Regions from separate parts of the Mus musculus genome. Here regions 2, 3 and 4 are each linked to region 1. Evidence: chromatin loops called from intact Hi-C (ENCODE). Cell type or tissue: gastrocnemius. All regions are shown on one strand.

Region 1 (5,000 bases):
GCAAACCAAGGACAAAGGTGCTTATGAACGCTCGGGAATGAAATGGCTTCTGGCTGAAGAAGAGCCTGGGACACTTGTTTCATCATTCTGCCAGTGACAACTGATATCAGAGGTGGCCCTAGGCACCTCTGGGTCTAAGAAACCAGTCCTGTGACCTCAGGGAAGCTATATAATCTCTCTGAGGTTTCTCTTTTCATCTCTTAAAGGGGAATGATATTTGCCCTAAAGGGTTGTTAGTCTTATATGAGATAAAATATGTGAAATACCCAACATAAAAGTTCTGGGAATAGTGACAATGGTGGAGACTATCATTTTAAGGAGAAATCCTTTCTGTGCATATCCAGGCTTTAGATCTTAAGTCCTCCACCATTCAAAGGAGCCCTAAAAGTTCACCAGAATAGTTAAACTGAAGCTATGTCCAATCTCTTTTTCTATGCCAGGCAGTCTCTGCACAAGACAATGGACTGAGTCTGACAGAAACATTCATGACAGATTCCAGGCCAGAGAGGGGGCAGTAGTGCAAGGCAGAGAGGCAGAAGTGCCACCTAAGCTTCATAATCAAATGGCCTGGGGGTGAGGGGACAATATAGCCATTGCTGGTATCATGGAAGGAGAAGGTATTCTCTGGAATCAATGAGTGTGGCACCAGAGAATCTGAGCTTAATTATACCTTTGATAAATCATATTTTAAGGAAAATTGCAAGTGGCCATGCTCTGCACTGATAACCCTAGTCTAGTACAATTGATCCATAGGATACACTTGACCAAATCAATAAGCCACTGTCTAACTAAGGGATCAGGCTCTGCAGCAGTGCCTACCGAGCCATTCAAAGGCAGCAGGAAGAACAGCGAATGAACTGGGGCAGGTGGCCAGGCTGAGCCAGAAGCCCGGTGGCAGACTTTGAAAGGAAGTCAACAAGACTAACTTGGAAAATATCTCAGCTGATAAAGTGGTTGCTTTGCAAGCATACAGACATGAGATCAGACCCCCAGAATCCCCCAACACAAAAACGTCAGGAATGGTGCCACAAACCTGTGATTCCAGTGCGGAAGAGGTAGTGATGGCAGATAGGTCCCCAGGACTTGCTAACCAGCCAGCCTAGCCTCATGAGTGAGTGTCCAGCCAACAATAATATGGCAGATGGTGCTCCTAAGAAATGACATCCAAGTTGTTTTCTGGCTCTTCCATGTCCATGCAAACACGTGCACACGTGAACACATGCATAGATACATAAATTAAATTGAAACTCAAAATTTTTAAAAGGAAGTCGGTATGTGGTACATGGCCACCATACATATGGGCTATAAGAGATCCAGAAGGAGAAATGAAGCTAAAATAGAAGGAAATACTGTCTACCTAAGGGAGAGAGAAATTGGGCAGTCTGAGGAAAGGCAGAGAAAGAAGAGATGGAAAGAGAGACTGGATGACAGACACGGGAACCACCAAACCTCACTGAGGAGAAGGCAGACGTGTTGGCTGGTGTCTAGTCTTGAGTCTGGACACGGGGCTGCTAAGTATGAGAGATCTCCAAGAGGAGAGAATGTGGGCTGGGCCCATAGAGCCCAGACAGTCTGGAGGAGACAGGTCAAAGCTGTCAGATCTTTACTTCCAAAACTACCAATGTTTTCTTTCTGATGATTTTTTTTTAGCTTTGTTTTTGATTGACACATAGTAAAGTGCACATTTGGATGGTACTGAGATGTTTTGATGCCTCTGTACAATGTGTAGGGATAATGGAATGATCAGCATATGTATAATTTCAAATATTTTTCATTTTATTGTTCTAAGAACATTGCTGAAAACCCTCTCTTCTGTTTTGAAACATATGCCGCATTGAGTTACCTACAGTCACTCTGCTGTGTAGAAGAACCAAACATCCCTCCTATCTACTTGAAACGCTGTACCCATGATCGACCCACTTCTCCCATTTCCCGTCTCTCTTCTTCCCCACAACCTCTGGTCAACCACACTCTATCCTCAACTTCTATGACAAAAACATCTTTAGCATTGTTCTTAACATGAAGACAAAAGCGATCCGTGTCCCTGCTCATCATCCTGCTTTTCTTCCCCTGGGTCATCTAAGTTCTCTGGAAAGTGTCACACAGTTTGCACAGTAAGAAGAGGTGGAAGTGTTCCAGAGGTGCTCTGAGGGCACTCCGATAGGAGCTGGGACTCCCAGTCGAAAGACGTACAGAACTCAGAATATGTTGTTTAGTAGACAAGACATAGCTGATGTCACCCCACCCATGTGAGAAGGTCTTTGGGGAGAGTGTGTAAGGGGACTTAACCTTTGCCCCTGCCTTGGCTCCTGCCGTGATCTTGAGCAACTGACTTAACCTATTTGGACATCTGTTTATAAATTTGCAAACAGTGGAGGCTGAGTTGGATGTGATCCAAGCTTATTTGCAGCACTAACACGCTAAACTCTGCAGTTCTACCAACCCATGGTTATTTATACATCAGACTTTCTCAAAACACCCAAGAGGTATCAGCATTGTCGGGCATGTCAATAATATTTTATGTATTATATTACTATGAAGGGAATGGATTATTTATCTTCCCTTGGTACAATTTGTACTTTCCTACAATTCAACACGCACAGGAAAGCTCTCCTCCTCTCAACTCACAAAGCACTTGATGCCTCTTAGTGTTCTCAGCACATTCTGCTATAACCATAGTATGGTTATTCATAAAAATGCCACATTGTCCAGAACTGGTACTGAAGATGTGCTTGTTTATGTCCTCAACCTACAGTCGAAGAAAATGGGAAACACGAGAGGAGCTTTTTTTATAGGGCTCTCATCCTGTGCTTCGCCAACGCTCCAACTTTCCAACTTTTAATAAGTGAGCCCAGTTCATGGCCAAAGACCCCAGTGGTAATTTCTAGAGTATCTGGGAGTCATGGGACACAAACAAGGAAGGCAGCTGCTGGGAGTATCAGAAGACAAGGGACAGCAGAAGCTCCTACCCAGGCGCTGGCTCTAGGTTTGAGATGACATCTAGTTATGGAAAATGGAACAGGACGCTGAGCCAAAGGAATGATGTCAAATGTCAAGCATTTTTTTTTCAGCTGAAAAATAAAGGAGAAAGAGAGAGGCACAGACAGACCGACAGACAGACAGACAAAAAGAGAGGAGAGAGGCTGGGGGGCTCTATCACCTATTCAATCAAGGAACTATTCCCTAAACTGTACTTTCTTGTCAGTTGTATTTTCTAATCAATCATCCTGCAAGACATGTTAAGCAAGGACTCAGTGTTATTTCGTCAAGTTTCCATGGCCTTATAACATTGGGGGCGCCTCTTGGAGCGCCTGTTCTCTGTTGCTTTTTTTCCCTCAATTCCCCAAAGCAGAGGGGCTCCCTCCTTCAGCCAATTCTCCTGCCAATGCCCCAGGTCTCTATTAATAGTCAACTTCCTATTGACACCATGTCCTAACCCTGGCACATGGCTGCTCTATCTTCTGGCTTCACTCTCCTACAACACCTCTAAGGGACAATGGCTTCCTTTGTCACCAGTGATCCCTGAGATTGCTGGGGTCAAGAGCCTTTGACTCCTTTCTCATCCTGCTACTTAGGCCACTTCCGGCTCCTCCCCTCCTCACCCCTCACCCTAACCCATCTCAGCAATCCTCTATAGGGTTGCTCACGTCCCAGAGACCCTTCTTCCACAGTTGACGACTATCCTAGAAGCATGCACAGATGAGAGACATTGACCCAAGACCATCTTGGTCACACAGTGGGTGCCAGAACAGTGGCTAATTGCTTGCCCAGCACTTCCCTGAGGGACAGATAGACAGACAACCACATGGTCCAGAGCTACTTGCTATTGGCTGAAAAAAGAAAAAAAAAAAAAAAAAACAAAAAACAAAAAAAAAACAAAAAAATATAGTTAACTCTCTTGGCATAGTAGTAAAATGGGAGGCTGTTGAGGGCTCAGAGGTCTGTGGGTGGTGCCAAGAAGCCTGTGTAGCGCAGTCCCAGGATGCTGAAAGAAGCTAAAGAGGCCAGCCTTCCAGGAGAGAAAAACCAAGTCAATATCACCAGGCTGCTAATGCCTCCAGCTCTCGCAGTGACAGGAACAGGATGTTCCAGGGTGGCTGCACCCTGGAGCCAGTCTCTATCAATCATAGCTTGGAACATCCAGCTTCAGGCTGCAACTAGCTCCTGAGAGGGCTCTCTTTCACCTCCTTGCTAAGCTTTTGTTTTGCTACCAAATTCTTATTGACACTCCGGAAACGAGAATCGTTTTAGGTTTCATCATTAGAGTGGCTTGGTGTACCACGCATCGGCAAGACAGCTGGGACGACCCAGGACTTCGACCGCCCCCCCCCCCAGACACCCCACCCCCAACCCCCGTTGGCTGTTGTTTATTCATCCTTCTCGATGACTGGCATGAGTTCAGGTTGTCACACAGGTCTTCTCCAGAACATCTGGCCAGTTGTTTATCTTCCCAGCTTTGTGACAGTTGGCAGTCACCCATCTTTGGCTCCCTTTGACCTCCCACAAGAAGTCCAACCTTTAACTGGGTGTTTAACTTCGGTGCTGTGGAAATCAACTTGAAAGGAACTTACGTGACTGCCCTGCCTTTTGTCACCTGTCCCTTCTTAGGCAGTGCATATCTGCTCTTGCCCTATCTGTGTTCTCTCCCACATCAAGTTTTCCAAGGATCACCATAAGGATCGACCACATAAGTAATATCCCAACAGGATTTCTCCCACAGATTAGGAGTCTTTTCCTCGGTTTACATTTCAGCAAAGATAGACCCAATTTCCAAACTAACCTTCTGGGCTGACAATGAAGATTCACCATGGACTTCTCACAGACCCACCCACTCTTTTCTCTACCCCACTCCCTAACCTCTCTAGTTTACCTTTTCTATAAAGTCATACTTGCCTTCTAAGTGGCAGTACAGTGTTTTCGGGAAGCTTCTGTGATTTGATGCGGTCTTCTCTCTGCCCTGTATCCTTCTTCTTTGGTTCCATTCAGCTGCTTCTGGTATC
Region 2 (5,000 bases), 55 kb before region 1:
TAGATAAAACCAAACAGGAGTATTTTAGTTTATAAGCTAAGGATTCAGTTACAAACTAAAATACCCAAAAGAGGACTTTAAAAATTAGAAATAGGTTTCTTGGGCCTGGAGAGATGCCTCCGTGAGTTAGCCAGCTATTGCTCAAGCATGAGGCTCTAAGTTCAAACCTCCAGAAGGTAAAAAAGATAGAAGTGGCAATACCTGTCTGCAGGCCTCATGTCCCGACAGTCATTTGGAAGGCAGAGGCAGCTGGAGGCCTGGAAGCTTCCAGACCAGTTAGTCTGGTGTGGTGTCTCAGATGACAGGGACAAACGATACGGAAGTGAGGCTTGGCATGGAGTTTGTCCTCTGACCACCAACACAAGTGTTGTGGCAGGCATACACCAGCACTTATATACACATCACACAGGCCCACATACATGCATTTAAAAAAAAAAGAAAAGAAATGGAGACATAAAATAAATAAAAAATATTTAAAAACTTCTTACCATGACTTTTTGTTATGGGCTACCATTAAATTTTTAAAAACTTGTATCAGATTTTATAGGCATGTGACTCACAAGCACTTTAAAGGGGGAAAATAGAATGCCTGGCTTTCTTTTCTTCATCAATCCAAATTTCCAATGAGCATGCTTGTCTTAGTGGAAGCTAGTCAGATTTGGAAAATTCAACCTTTGCTAAAGCTGCTTTAAGTGATATTAGAGGGACAGAGACACACATCTGTGTGAGTCACATGGTCACTCGCTTCTGCTAGGACTGTCTGAGCTTCTGATTGCCTTTGGTTTTATTGCACCGCCTATATGTAACAGTTTTCGGAGCCTAGGGACAGGAACTGATCTTCAAGATGACATCTCAGCAAATTCAGTGAGAAGTTATCACCTATCTCTCTGATCAACCTAGCACAGAGCTGCCAGCGCCTGACCACACTCACTTCACTAAGTTAACATGTCGTGTGATAATAAAATCATGCAGTAGGTAATGTGAGAGAACACACAAACTCTCTACAGATGCAGTCTGCAAGAGGAAGCAGGCACATGTACACACATCCCTAATCCTGGAGCTGACGGGTTGGTGCAGCAGGTAAAGACTAGAGTTCAAACCTGGCGTCCATATAAAAGCTGAGAAACTGCCTCACAGTGGTCCCCTGATTTTCACAAGAATGCTATGACACCGGCACATCTCTCACACACAATCATTTATAAAAACAAAACAACAACAACAACAAAAAAAAAACAGCAAAGTTCTAGACATTGTGTTTCGGAGGAAACAGGAGCACTGAAGGAGGCTTGCTCTGGAACAGAGATGACAATACACACAGATGCTCGCTGAATTCAAGCCATGAATTCAAGCCACTCGCCAGTGTCTAACTCCTGAGAGTTATATTTCATTCTAATTAAGAGGAATTATTTGGTTTCTAAACTAGGTCACTGGTTCTTCAGAGCACAAGAAAGAAGAAGGAGAAGAAGAGGGGAGGAGGAGGAAGAGGGGAAGGGGAAGGAGAAGGGGAAGGGGGAGGGGGAAGGGGAGGAGAAGGAGGAGGAGAAGGAGGAAGAGGAAGAAGGGAAGAAGAAGAAGAAGAAGAAGAAGAAGAAGAAGAAGAAGAAGAAGAAGAAGAAGAAGAAGAAGAAGAAGAAGAAGAAGAAGAAGAAGAAGAAGAAGAAGAAGAAGAAGAAATTGGCAAACTATTCTATTTAATTCCTAAATTTGCACACTGATTGTAATTAGCTTGTCTTCTGGGAACATGAGGAGAAGGTAACAAAGCTCTCCTCCCTCTGGTGAAGTAAAAGCCGAATTGGTAACTTGGCTTCCTAGAGGGGTGGGGAAGGAAGAGACACAAGCAGAAATCCACTGCCAATGCCAAGAACACAGAGGAGAGGAGACAGTAAGTAGGCCTACTGAGACAAACCCCAGGTTCCCCTGAAACCTGGCATTTCCTCTAGACCCTCCCAACACTGTGAAGGCCAAACACAAAACTGGCCCTCAGAGTCACACATTTGACTTGGAGAACAAAGCTAGACATAATACGGAGGATACTGTTTGTAGATACGTTTGCAACTTTGCTCAAATGCCCTCTTGACTGTGTGTTACTAATAGTTATCAATATTGGATTGTGAAGTACTTCCTACAAAATTCCTTTTAACCTACAGGAGGTGTTTTCTTTACAGTGAAGTGTGGTCCTGGGAAGAGAAGACCTGCTCTGTTAAACAAGCCTCGCTGGGGAAGTTCCTGAGGAAGAATTCAGCTGAAATGCACCACCTGTTTGCATATGTGGATGCATTAACTCCCCCACAAGGATCAGAAAGGTCAGGGTTGACATTTTCTGAAGCCTTACTTCCTATTTTATAGACATATTTATTGGTCAAATAGATAGGACAGCAACTTTCCCTATGCCAGCAGTGCAAGTGTAAAGACCAGAGTTCAAATCCCCATCACCCATGCAAAAAGTTGGCACAGTCATGCATGGCTGTAACCCCATCACCCGGTGTGAGCCAGGGGTGCGTAGGAATGAGAATGGGCGACTCGAGGAACCCTAGCACTTGCTCCTCATCAGCCTAGATCCAAGTTCAGCGAGAGACTCTGTCTCAAGGGAATAGCCAGTGAGTCTATAAGGCAGGAGGCTCACCTTCCAATGCATCTACAGCAAAAGAGAGAGGTTACATAGCTATGGAGTGAACTACAATGGCTTCAACCACAGTGCAAAACTACACTGTGACTGTTTTTAGAATTCAATCTGGCAACAGCAAAAACAATGATAAAAGTCATTGTGATTACAACAAAATGAAAAGAGAAATACAAGTTGCCTGAACACAAAACAAACGGAATCAGTTGGGTCTTTTGGTTTACTGAAAATGTAGCGCCTTCTCTCTCTCTCTCTCTCTCTCTCTGTCTCTCTCTCTCTGTCTCTGTCTCTCTCTCTGTCTCTCTGTCTCTCTCTCTCTCTCTCTCTCTCTGAATGCAAAGATAATGTGGATAAGTCAGAGCACTAGGTGCCATGTTTGCTTTGCAATGGAAATGGAAATCTGAAGCCTGAAATAATACAGCCCCCATGGCAAGCCAAGTTTCCAGTCACCACACTATCAAGTCACTTCAAAGCCTGCGATTAGACTTTAAGCCTTTGAAGCCTTTGGTCTCAGACTGAAGCATCTCTCAGCAAGTTTTGGATTTTTCACATGCTCAAAAGCACAATGCATTCCCAAGTAGTCAGTGCTGAGTAGTGTTGCAGTAATTTCCAACCCCAATGAGCCTATATAGAAAACACCAACCTTCACTTATTCCTCAGCCATGAGACCCTCTGCTACTTGCAGTTTTCCCTGGCCATGTGGTTCGGCTCCATATTGGCTTCCACCTCTCACTCCTCCCTCTCCCATCTCCTCCTCTTCTCCTCCTTCCCCACCTGCCTCTGCTCTCCAGTCCCATCTTTCCCTTCCACTGTACAATCATAGGCTCTAGTCTTTATTTGATCAGTTAGAATGGGGAGAAGATTCACATGAGATCACCTGAGGACGTGGTCTACTCCTAGTCAGGGGCAGACACTCTTGAGGAAGCAGAATTAACATCAGAATCAAACATTAACATCATTAACAGCAAACAGCAACAGAGCAACTCACAACAGAGTAGTAGATGGTACTCTTTTGAGCCTGTAGGTGTCTATGGTTGAGGACAGCCTGATCATTCCTGTAATAATAGTAAGTTGTTTAATCCAGTATTTTGGGAAAGTGCTGCATAAGGTGCCAAGTACAGTCAGCTATGCTTCCCATTAATCTATACCTACATTGCTCTTTAGTATAATAACAAATAGATTCATAGATGCATAGATAGATAGATAGATAGATAGATACATACATACATACATACATACATACATACATACATACATATGGATAGATAGATACATAGATACATAGATACATATGGATAGATAGATGCATAGATAGATAGATAGATAGATAGATAGATAGATAGATAGATAGATACATAGATAGATAGATAGATAGATAGATAGATAGATACATACATACATACATACATACATACATACATACATATGGATAGATAGATACATAGATAGATACATAGATACATAGATACATATGGATAGATAGATGCATAGATAGATAGATAGATAGATAGATAGATAGATAGATAGATAGATAGATACATAGATACATAGATACATAGATAGATACATAGATACATAAATACATAGATAGATACATAGATACATAGATAGATAGATAGAGAGAGAGAGAGAGAGACTGAAAAAGGAAAGCTGAGTCAGCCAACAACATATATAGCTATAAAACATATGTTGTCTTTATACTAATGATTGTTTTCTTCTAGAATAATAACCATGACTTTCAGAGAACTCAGTTATATATTAGAAGACAGTAGGGGAAACAATGCGGTTTAGATAGGACAGAGTCAGCAGCAGCAAAGACCCAACAACAGTAGAAGGATGTGATGCATGAAGTAGTATTAGAGCCTAGGGTTTAGTTGAACTGATGGAGGGAAAGGGAGAGAATCAGACAGAGAGGGACAGAGGGTGAGAAAAGAGAAGAACAAAGAAAGAAAAAAATAAATGAGTGAAAATATCAAGAAAGAATGGAAATGTATACCTTAGTATAGCAAGAAGACTAAACAAATAGTGATTATGGGCATTTGGGCTTTGGAAATCTAAGCTTAAAAATCCTAAAATGATGGTGTATTACTGCCCTTTCATCAATTTCTCTCCAGCGTAAGTACAGCCTCAGTATAAGTGGAACAGTGTAGCTTAAATGTAGAAAAGACATGACCAGGTTTCAGTAACACAATACCAGCCATCCTAGTTCATTACAAAAGAGAAAACTATTTATGCTCCATTGAACTGCCCTTTCATCTTAAATGTTAAGTGTGAGATTGCAATTTATATTTAATTATTTTTATGTACAAATACCGCTATGCCTGCAGGTGGCTCTCTACAAAGTGAGGAGGCAGCTGCAGTTTGATTATACTTAGACTAT
Region 3 (5,000 bases), 260 kb after region 1:
ACCCCAACCTCCACTGGTAGGGATGCCACAGTCCACACTGAGTCACCTGTCCTCTCCCTCCCACCGGAAAGGTAAACAAAGGCCTTAAACACCTAATTTATAAGTCTCCAATCCTCCTTCGAGGCAAAAAGGTCTTCCGTAATTCCCCAAGTGAGCACTTAAGACTTCCACCAAATACTCACTTCAGGGCTCCCAGACTTGCCCGGTCGTGGGTAGCTGCATGCTTTACGGTAAATCACTCCCCAACACTCACGCATAATCTGGTCACACACAGCAGCCTCTCGGCTTTCAATTAAATGCATACCTCCCCAAGCCAGCCCAACTGTGGAAGCCTTTCTCTGAGTGCAAAAAGTGTGGCCTCCCAGCCTGGAGGCACTGGCCCTTTAAAGGTTCTAGCTTCCTGTACACCCGGTCCCTCCCTCCTCGCCTGCTCCCGCCCCGGCCAAGGGTCACACTTGAACTTTAGATTGCCCAGAGCCTAAAAGCCTTGGCCACCCACTTGCGCGCGTCCGAAACCGTACCCAGTGAGTGGGAACGCTCGACCACCTGCTCAGTGCCCAGGCCACTTTGGTTAAAACCAAATTTGCCCCGGCCTCCGCAACTTTCTGCAACCGCTGGCCCGCACACGGCTCAGCCAGCTGCGCGTTTGGCTATCCCAAAAGCTGCGGGAGCCCCGCGCCTGCGTGCGCGCGCGTGGGGGTGGGGGATGTCTCCAGTGCGCCCCGCACCTCCGCGGTCGGGTCCCGGGGAAACCTTGGCGGCCGAGGGTCGGGAGAGTGGGTGCGCGTGTGGGTGGAGGAGTCGCCCGACCCCCTCGCAGGAGGTCTGGAGTGTCAAATGGAGAGGGACCTTGGAAGCGAACCCCTCGCTCCAACAACTAAGCTAACTTTCACGCCTGCTCTGCCATTTCACTTAAGTTCCCAAACGAGCCCTGCCCGGGTCTCTCTAGAAGTCCCTCGCCTGCACCTGGTCCAAATTTGGCTCTGGGTCTCCGGGAAGCCCCCGCCACACCTGCCATTTCTCGCCCCGCTCTCTCCGTGCGCCCATCATTTCCGGGCCCCGAACACCCACACTGCCGACCCTCCGCCGGCCCCAACACATCCCCACCCCACCCCCCAGGGCCGCCCAGAGGCCGTTCACCTTCCAGCCCGCCGAGCTGTTGCTGTCGCCCTTATCCTTGAAGTAGGGCACGCTCTTCACCATCCACTCGTAGATCTGCGACAGGGTGAGCCTCTTCTCGGCTGAGCTCTCGATGGCCTTGGTGATGAGGTCGGCGTACGACAGGTTGCCCCACGCGTTGCGGCGCGACGAGCTGGTCTTGCGCGGCTGTCCCGCGAGTGGCCCCGCGGCGGCGGCAGCGGAGGGAGGCACGGGTGGGGGCTGCGACAGCGGCCCGGTCGGTGGGGGCTGTGGCGGCGCTGGGTGCACGCAGCCCGCCTCGGGGCCCTGGAAGTCCCCGCACAGGCCCCTGCTGGCCGCAGCCGCCGCCGCCACGGCCACGCAGCCTGGCGCCCGCGCGAAGTCCTCACTCTCCTCCAGCAGGCTCAGGTTGCTCATAAAGTCGGTGCTGACAGCGGACGCCGAGGCCAGGCTCGCCGCGGCGTCGGGGTTGGCGGCCGCGCCGCCCGACGGCGCCGGACTGGAGGTGGTCGAGTTGGACTGGTTAAACTCCGGCCTGGGCAGCGGCCAGGTACAGGAGCGCTGCCGGGGCAGCGGCTCGAAGTCCGGGTCGGTCTCCACCACCTGGGGCGCTTCGGCCATGGTGCCCCCGCCCCTCCCCCACCAGCAGAGAAGTACCGGGAGACGCGGCCACCGGGGGCGCGGAGCGGGCGACCCGAGTGTCGCTCCGAGATTGGGGGGCCGCGGACGGCGGACGCACGCCGGAGTCAGGCGCGGCGGGGCGCAGCGGACGGACGCGCCCAGAACTTAACTTCGCTGGGTCACCGGTGTCTAAGGAGCCTCCGAGTTCGTGCCTAGGACGGGGCACCGACCAGGCCGCGGAGCCCGGCAGCTCGGGCACCGCGCTCCCGCTGACAAGGGCCGCGGACGCCAAGGCAGACGGGCGGACGCTGCGGGCCGCTCTAGCTCTCCGCGGCCGCGCGACAGCGGCGCTGCTGCCTGTTGAATGTGGCGGCGGCGGGGACTGAAGCGACTCCGCAGACTCCCGTCTTACGGGATCTGCAGCGGGCTCCCCGCCCGCGGCGGCGCGCGCGCCGCCCCGCCCCTGACTGACAGGCTGCGCGGCCAATGGACGCGCGAAGTCTCCGCCGAAGCAGCCAATGAACGCGGGCCTGGGCGGGCGCTGCCTTCCCTCGGGAGGCGGCAGTAGGTTGGTGGGGGGCGGTGGGGTATTTTTCTTTCTCACACACTTTTTTTTTTTTTTCCAATCTCCGTTATTATTTTCTGTAATTCTCAAGTGTTTCTGAGTCTCTGGCGTCTCAGCGATCGGATTGCTAGGAGGCAAACCGGCGTGGAGGCGGCTACCATACTTTTGTTTACTACAGAGTGCAATCGAGTACTCCAGGCAGAGCCCAGACCCTGACTCCCGGGATGGCGCGGGGCCGCTGCGCGCTCCCGGACGCGACGTGGGCGGTGGGGCGCCTCGTGGATTCCACTCAAGCCCGCTCCGCCCACGCGTCTTCGCGCAGCTCTCGGGAAGTCGGTGGGGTTTGTTTTGGAGGAATGTTTTCTTAAGCTGGCATCTGCCCTGGCCGCCCCAGGCGCGCAGATCCTTCGGTGAAGACCCGTCGCTCTGCGGCTCCGGAGTAACCGCTTCCCACCCTACCTGTGCACACCTGCAAGACGAGCCTCTGCGGCTCGGTCCAGCCCCCAGCCTCCACTCATCCTGAACCCCAGAGAGGTGCGGCGCGGGGAGAACACTGTTGCACAAGCACCTAGCTCCAGTAGCGCCTCAGATCCGACGTCTTCTATGGGAACCGCTTTTCTGCCACGGGAATCTCACTTTTTCCTGAGGACCGGTGTGGTGGCTAAAGAGTCAGAGGAGCGCTTAGAGACAACTTTGTCACTTTATTACCCCTAATTAAGTTTAACTGCTTGCTTATTTCTTTTTTATTTAGCATGGAAGCGATGAGGTGTTGAAGTCGCAAAAGGAGATAAGCCCCAAGTGTTGGGGCACAGCTCCGCCCCTCAGTTCTTTAAACTCACAGAGTGAGCTCCCAGACCCGCGTATCTAACACACGTCCGGCGGAGCCAAAGGTAGAAAGACAGTGGTTCTTTTTGCCTTACAGAATAGAAGAAAATGTTCCCTCGCTTGATCCTCTGATTTGCTTTCTTTTTTAAAAAAAAAGAAATATGGGTGGCATTTTCTTTTATTGGCTAGGATGCTTTAGAATTGAAGATGCATATTAGGGCTTTAAATATGTCCAAAAACGCAGCTCCAAATGTCTTGTTGCGGTTGTACTTCGCTCTTCTTTCTTACGTGGAGTTTTTCTATGTAAAATGAGACTCCAAAAGAAAACCAGCCTTCTTACTCCTTCCACTTTGTCTCTAACGTCTCGCTAATCCAGGCCCCTATTCCCCTATTCATAATCCCTTTTTCTGAAACGGCTGCCTACTGATAAAAGTTTTGAGTGGCGATCCTGAACCAGAGGTGCCGAGGACAGTTTGGTTAACTGTCTCTTCACCTTGACTACAAAATTTGGCTTTGACAACCGCTGGGAGACTCGAGTAAATGGATGAGCCTAAGCAGGACCACAAAGAACAACCCTCTGGTGCTCCTTTGTAATCACACTCTGCCGAGGTGGGCCCACAGTCAGACAGCCGCACCCTACAAATAGGCGGAGCACTAGAGGACCATTCTTGGCGATGAAATCCAGCTGTGAATTTGGCCTTCGCCTCATTTCTGTTTCGGTTTCTCAGGGACTGTTGCGATGAGAGCATTTGGTTAAAGGAGTTTTCCTAAAGCTTTCCCCAGATCTTCAAATTCTCTAAGGCCACTGTCCCCAACTGTTTCTATAAGTGTCATAGTATAGGCTAGTGATACAGCCAAGGCTTAACAAGAGTGGGACCCTAAGCTCAATGCTAAGACCAAAAAAGAAAAGAGTCAGAGAATCTGCACAATCAATGCCCCCAATACAAAGGTTTGTATAACAGATGCACCTTAAACGGTTCATAGAGGTGATTATTCGTGGTGTGTGAAGTCAGTTTACTGAAGCGTGGGACGTCACTGAGCATCTTACTGGTTCCCTGCCTTTGCCTGGTACAAACTATTCTGTAAAGAACGACCATTCACACCCTTAACAAGTATGGAGACATGTGCAAAAATCGGAGTCTCTGGGAAAGCAGGCACGAAGTGCTTTGGGAATTTTGAAAGATACAGCCTTTGATAGAAGTTATGTCAGGTTAAACATTCTTTTCTGATAGCCCTATAAAAATGTTAAGGTTGGAAGTAAATGTGGAGGGTCTCTTTGGCCTCCTTTAATTGCTAGATAGTAAAACATGACACTTCTTGCTTCCCATCAATATTATCAATGCAGAAAGTATAAGCATCCTATAATACCAGTGTATCTATCAGTAGATGTCGTAGATGGTATGTCTTCTTCCTGCTAACCATGCATCGTGGTAATTCTAGTCATGTGAAGTCCACCAAGATGAGTGAAGTCTTCACTTACAAGATTAAGAAAACCGGACTAGGGACTTTGTCAGATGGTATCGTGTCTGCTGAGCATACACCGTGCCCTGGCTTCTAGCATAAACAGGAAAGATAGCCCTTCAGATGTGGAGGCAGGAAGATCAGGAGTTTAGGGTGCATTCCAAACTAGCCTGGGCTACAGGAGGTCCTACCCCCACCCCTACCCCCCAAAAAAAGAGAAAGAGAAAAGGAGGATTAAAAAAGCAAATTAGATACTTTCATAAAAGGCGTTTTAGTGGAAAATGTAAACAAGCCAGGTGTGGTGGCACAGCCATTAAACCAAGCCCTCAGGGAGGCAGAGGCAGGCAGAGCTCTTTGAGTTCCACGGCCAGCCTGTTTCACACAGTGA
Region 4 (5,000 bases), 68 kb before region 1:
AATGGGATCTGATGCCCTCTTCTGGTGTGTCTGAAGACAGTGACAGTGTACTCATATACATTAAAGAAATCATATTAAAATATTTTTTTAAAAAGAGCCACTTTGATCTCAATCCAGTCTGTCACATTACTGAGGGCTTAAAAAACTACTGAACAGTGCAAAAAACCCCATGTCCCTTGATTAAATATTAGCCGGGCAGTGGTGGCTCACGCCTTTAATCCCAACACTTGGGAGGCAGAGGCAGGCTGATTTCTGAGTTTGAGGCCAGCCTGGTCTACAAAGTGAGTTCCAGGACAGCCAGGGCTACACAGAGAAACCCTGTCTCGGAAAACAAACAAACAAACAAACAAACAAACAAAACAAAAAAATAGGGTATTAGAAGACGTGGTGTTTTGAGTGAGCCAGGATAATAAGAATATGATCTTTCTGCCAGCATGTGAGTTTGAGTGAAATTATATTCTTCAAATGCCTAGCATACTGCTAATTACCTAGTGCTCAGTCATGTGGGCCACTGTGTCTGTTGTCACCTTTAAAGTATGAGTGACAGTCCCTAGGCTTTGAATCATCAATACCTGAAGGCAGAATCAGGAACTGATGCAGAAACTGGCTCAGATACCATGGTCAAAGAAGGCACCGTCATTCCTGATTTCCAAAATGATTTGTTGATTTCTGGCCTAACGACACTGCTTGATGTAGGTGACACCGCTTTCACCATGGTCTCTTCAGATGCGTGCTGACTCTGTGCTACAACCTTCAGTAGACACAGCAGAATGGGGACTTTGGTACTTCATGGTACTTCATCTCTTCACACACAGCTGACGAGGTCATGGGGATCTGATACCCCTGAACTCTCATCAGGGCCCAAGCTGCTGCCTAACAAAAATAGTTGTGACTAGCAAATTCCTTCCCCAGCCTTGATTTTAGTGTCTGCTCTTGATCCTGCCATTTCTTTTACACCTTGATGCTATACTTTGCTTTTCTTCTTAGTTCCTCTCTGTTGTCCAGTCTCAACCTCCACTGTAGAAGAAAAATTCTCTTCTCTATACTCACACTCCCAGCCCAGTGTAAATAACAATTAGCTTTCTCCAGATACAATCCCAAGAATTTTTTTTTGCTATCACAAATGTGACACACCAGCCAATCAACTCTGGAACCAACTAGGAGCTTGTTGGAAATGTAGACTACTGTGTCTCATCCACAACCTATATACCTGAGTCTGTATTGACAAGGTCTCCAGGGAATTCATGTAGGCATTTAAGTTGAGAGGCACTAGGCACATACCCTCCACTCCCCCTGTTAATGATACTACCTAATTAACTTACTGGAGCGCAGTCACATGCCATTTCCAACATCAAAACCTTCAAGCTTCCCTTCTGCATACCAAGTCATAAAATGTTAATATCTATTATGAATATGCTTGGAACCTTGCAAATACTGAGATTTTATTTAGCCTCTTTACCTAAGATCATGTGCGATTGATCAACATTGTGTGGTGACACTCCAAATGTCCCAAATCCAGCCATAAATTAATAAATTAGTTAGGGTTCTCCAGAGAAAAAGAACCATAGATGATATACAATATAGAAGTGGAGGGCTTGTGTATATACTAGACAAATACAGAGATGAGAGAGAAGAGATTATAGGAGCTGGCTCACAAAATTATGGACGAGATAGATTCTCATCAACTGTGCAAGCAGAGAAATCACAGAAGCCAGTGGCATGTTTTGATTTGATTGAGCTCAGGGCCTGAGAACCAAAGGAAACCAACGGTGTAAGTCACAGTCCAAGTTTAAGGGCGTGTATGAGGGTGATGTCCCCACGAAGACCTGAGAAGGTGGGTGTTGCAAATGAAACAGGAAGTAGATTCCTTTCCTGTCCATCACATTGTCCTTTCCAGGCCTTCGACAGGCTGAATGAGGCCTGTGTTGTAGAGGGTGATGCTCCTCAGTCAGTCTATGATTCAAATGCTAACTCCTGAAAGCAACCACATAGACACACTCAAAAGGAACACTGTGTCTGCTCTCTGAGCATCCTTTTCTGGTCAACTAGGTATACAGAATAAAGCATGCATGTATTGCTGCTTCTCAGCAGTCATCCTGGTGAGGCCACCACCACTTCTTGCCTAAAATATTGTACAGTCTCTTGTCTGGCCTCTCCATTCTTGTAATACAACAATTGTCTCCTCGAAAACTAACTGGTTTGTGTCCTAGCCCTATCCTAATTTGTGTTTCTGGTTATCCTTAGACTAGAGAAAATAAGTAAAAACACAACAATAACCATCTCTCATTAAACTGTCTTGACTGTCTCCAGGAGCCTAACTCCTCGTTCTTGGAGTCACCCATGTTAGCCTTTATACCACCCCTCAAACATAGGATCGCTATTACCCCTGCAAGCCTAGTTCTCTGACTCTTCAGGCCTAGTGTGCCCACTCCCAGTTTTCATCTCTGATCACGCCCCTAGCTGGTCTAAAGCATTGACTTGGCTCTCCAGCACTTGTCTCATCAGACTTCACCTCATCCTTTCCCTTCACAGCAATTATCATTACCTGAAACCACATCATGTCCTTCCTTCCAGCTGGTGTGTGTGTATGTGTATGAGAGAGAGAGAGGAGAGAGAGAGAGAGAGAGAGAGAGAGAGAGAGAGAGAGAGAGAGAGAGAGAGAGAGATCAGACTCTCTAACATATCAACTCTTAGAGCAGGATGTCTGATATACAACCCACAGAGGGGTAGAGACTCACAGGTGCAGAACTACTGTCATAGAGACTAGAGCACTGGCTCCCTCAATAACCCCACAGTCTGGCTATTAAATTAATATTTTTTGAAAGAATTGGTTGAAAACATCACTCCCTTTACTTTGAACCTCAGTGTTGTGACCTCTAGCTGAAGCATTGCCCCTCCACTCTACTGGGGGATTTTCAAATGTTTAATAGTTTGTCTAGAATTAGTTAGCTAGTAAATTATAACATTATACCCCAACTTGTATGTCACTTTCTCATAAGTCATAAGTCCAACTTTTATCTAATTTTCCATCCCTTCAAAGTTTTGTCCCACACTTCTTGACATGGCCCTGTTCCCTCTTTAGTCCTTTCTGCTGCTGCTGCTGCTGCTGGTCTGATTATCTTGGATGTTCCTGGTTTCCTAACCTATTTGGTGTGTAAAAATTCCTGCTCTACCTAGAAATTATGTAGAATATAATTTCCTTTCTGCAAGAGTACTGAACTCAGGTGCTCCTTCCCATCTTGGGTTCCCACCTGTCTTCCTGCAAACTTTCCTTATTATATAGTATTGCAATCTGCTTTTTCTTATGGGTATAAGTTGAAGGAGGAAAAGGAAGATACAGAGAAAGAACGTTACAGCCTGTAGTCCTCTTCGCCTACCCTGCTCCTAGCATGTGTCTCTGGAAGGGCTCCCTGCTTCCTTCATAGATTTCTAAGACCAGCCTTGTCACACATGTGAACGTCTTCTTTTTCCATAATATTTCTAAGATAAAAGGCCTCACATTGAAATCGTGTGGGTCAAGTGAATCCAGAAAATCTGAATGGCATTGGATAAAGAGCTTGAACAAAAATGTAGAAAAAAACTACTGGGGTGGTTTGAATAGGACTAGCCCCCATAGATCCATGTGTTTGAATGCTTGGCACTATAAGAGGTATGGCCTTGTTGGAGAAAGTGTGTCACTGTGGGGACAGGGCTTCAATCTATGACTGTGTGGCACACAATCTCTCCTTGCTACTTATGGATCAAAATCTAAAATTCTCAGCTACTCCAGCACCGTGTCTGCCTGCATGCTGTCACTGAAAGTCAGCCCCAATTAAATGTTTTTCTTTACAAGAGTTGTGGTGGCCATGGTATCTCTTCACAGCAATAGCACCTAACTAAGACACTATCACAGGCTCTTATACATGAATCCACTGACTTGATTTTAGGTTTCAGAGAGAAGCAAGGGACAGAAATATCCATACACTGCTCAGTTATGTGAGAAGACAGAAAATAAGATGATATATTAAGAGAGATAGAGAGAAAGAACAAGCGATTTTACATTCGCTTCATCTATTGAGACTATGAGGATATATTCAGCTCTGCATTTGCCCAAGGCTTGATCTACTGGCAGTCTCAAGGTAGGATGATGGTTGCTACAAAGACACGGTTACCTAATGAAGCTCACCAGCAATTAGCTGAAGAGGGTGACAGTTCTTAGCCTGCGATGGCTCATTCACTTACTGAAAATAAATGAGCATCTATTCTTGAGCATCATTATAAGTGCACTGATTTGTATACTAAATATTTAACGGGTTTAGAACAGTAAAAATTATATCAGAATCACAGTAAGGCAAGGCAATCAGTATATTGGTTCATTAATTCATCCAGCAAAAATTTGTGAAGATTTGCTTACTAAAAGCTAGAGGTTACATCCATAAACAAGACAAGATCACTTTCTCATTGGAGCTGACACTGCAGAAAGGCCATGAAATGAGAAAGCCAGTATGCACCAGAGATCTGAGATATTCCATGAGCAGATATATGTGCATCCCCCACCTTCTCTGTCAGTCCTTTGCAACACTTCAGAAGTGCAATAGCAAGGTTGGAATTTGCGTATTCAAGCAGGCACGGTACCCACACCTAAAAGAAGCACTGAGGTGCATCTCATGCGGACACAGAAGCACAGTACGCCCTCAACGTGCTTTCTCGACTGCAGAATAAAGAGCTATTTTCTGAAATGAGATTTCTTTTTTCTACCAGAAAAAGATTTCATTGAGTATCAGTTAAAGTATATTTTTATTTCATGTTTTTTAACCAACTTAAAAATCGGGGGCCATAAATTTCATTTAATAGGCAGTTCCACTGGAGAGGACTGGAGGGCCAACTGTCAATTAGGTGTTGCATAAAAGGATGCAAATGCCTCATAAAAATGATTGAAGAGCATACTAATATATTAACCGTGTCATTCTTTCCACACTGTTACACACCATAGAATAATAACAAACACATTTAAAAGATGG

What was found. A loop is a pair of places that touch in the nucleus more often than their neighbours do. Peaks named below come from ENCODE experiments on the same cell type or tissue, not always from the same donor. Only the 100,000 strongest peaks of a DNase experiment are listed, where the experiment ranks them.
Region 2: it touches region 1 in a loop (2.0-fold over the local background); 3 of 42 quality-filtered maps call a loop at or near these places.
Region 3: a loop joins it to region 1, with 3 times the contacts of the local background. A loop is called at or near these places in 7 of 42 quality-filtered maps.
Region 4: a loop joins it to region 1, with 5 times the contacts of the local background. A loop is called at or near these places in 4 of 42 quality-filtered maps.

The regions. Positions count from the first base shown.
Region 1 is chr3:52,526,643-52,531,642 of GRCm38, reverse strand. The region is part of intron 1 of Gm30173 (predicted gene, 30173); the gene reads right to left. Among named protein-coding and RNA genes, the nearest start is that of Gm30173, 12 kb to the right of the region's middle. In gastrocnemius, no CTCF peak of the experiment used is centred here; DNase peaks (open chromatin) are centred at 889, 1,061 and 2,268; H3K27ac peaks cover 4,422 bases.
Region 2 is chr3:52,581,883-52,586,882 of GRCm38, reverse strand. All of the region lies in intron 2 of Gm40047 (a long non-coding RNA gene), which reads right to left. Among named protein-coding and RNA genes, the nearest start is that of Gm40047, 4.2 kb to the right of the region's middle. In gastrocnemius, no CTCF peak of the experiment used is centred here; no DNase peak of the experiment used is centred here.
Region 3 is chr3:52,265,563-52,270,562 of GRCm38, reverse strand. It overlaps Foxo1 (forkhead box O1), which reads right to left and starts at 2,226. Exons shown (of 3, transcript NM_019739.3): 1 at 1,141-2,226. The coding sequence starts at 1,761. In gastrocnemius, a CTCF peak has its summit at 2,114; DNase peaks (open chromatin) are centred at 1,377, 1,781, 2,242, 2,585 and 3 more places; H3K4me3 peaks cover 4,097 bases; H3K27ac peaks cover 4,196 bases.
Region 4 is chr3:52,594,759-52,599,758 of GRCm38, reverse strand. No RefSeq gene overlaps it. Among named protein-coding and RNA genes, the nearest start is that of Gm40047, 17 kb to the right of the region's middle. In gastrocnemius, no CTCF peak of the experiment used is centred here; no DNase peak of the experiment used is centred here; H3K27ac peaks cover 1,373 bases.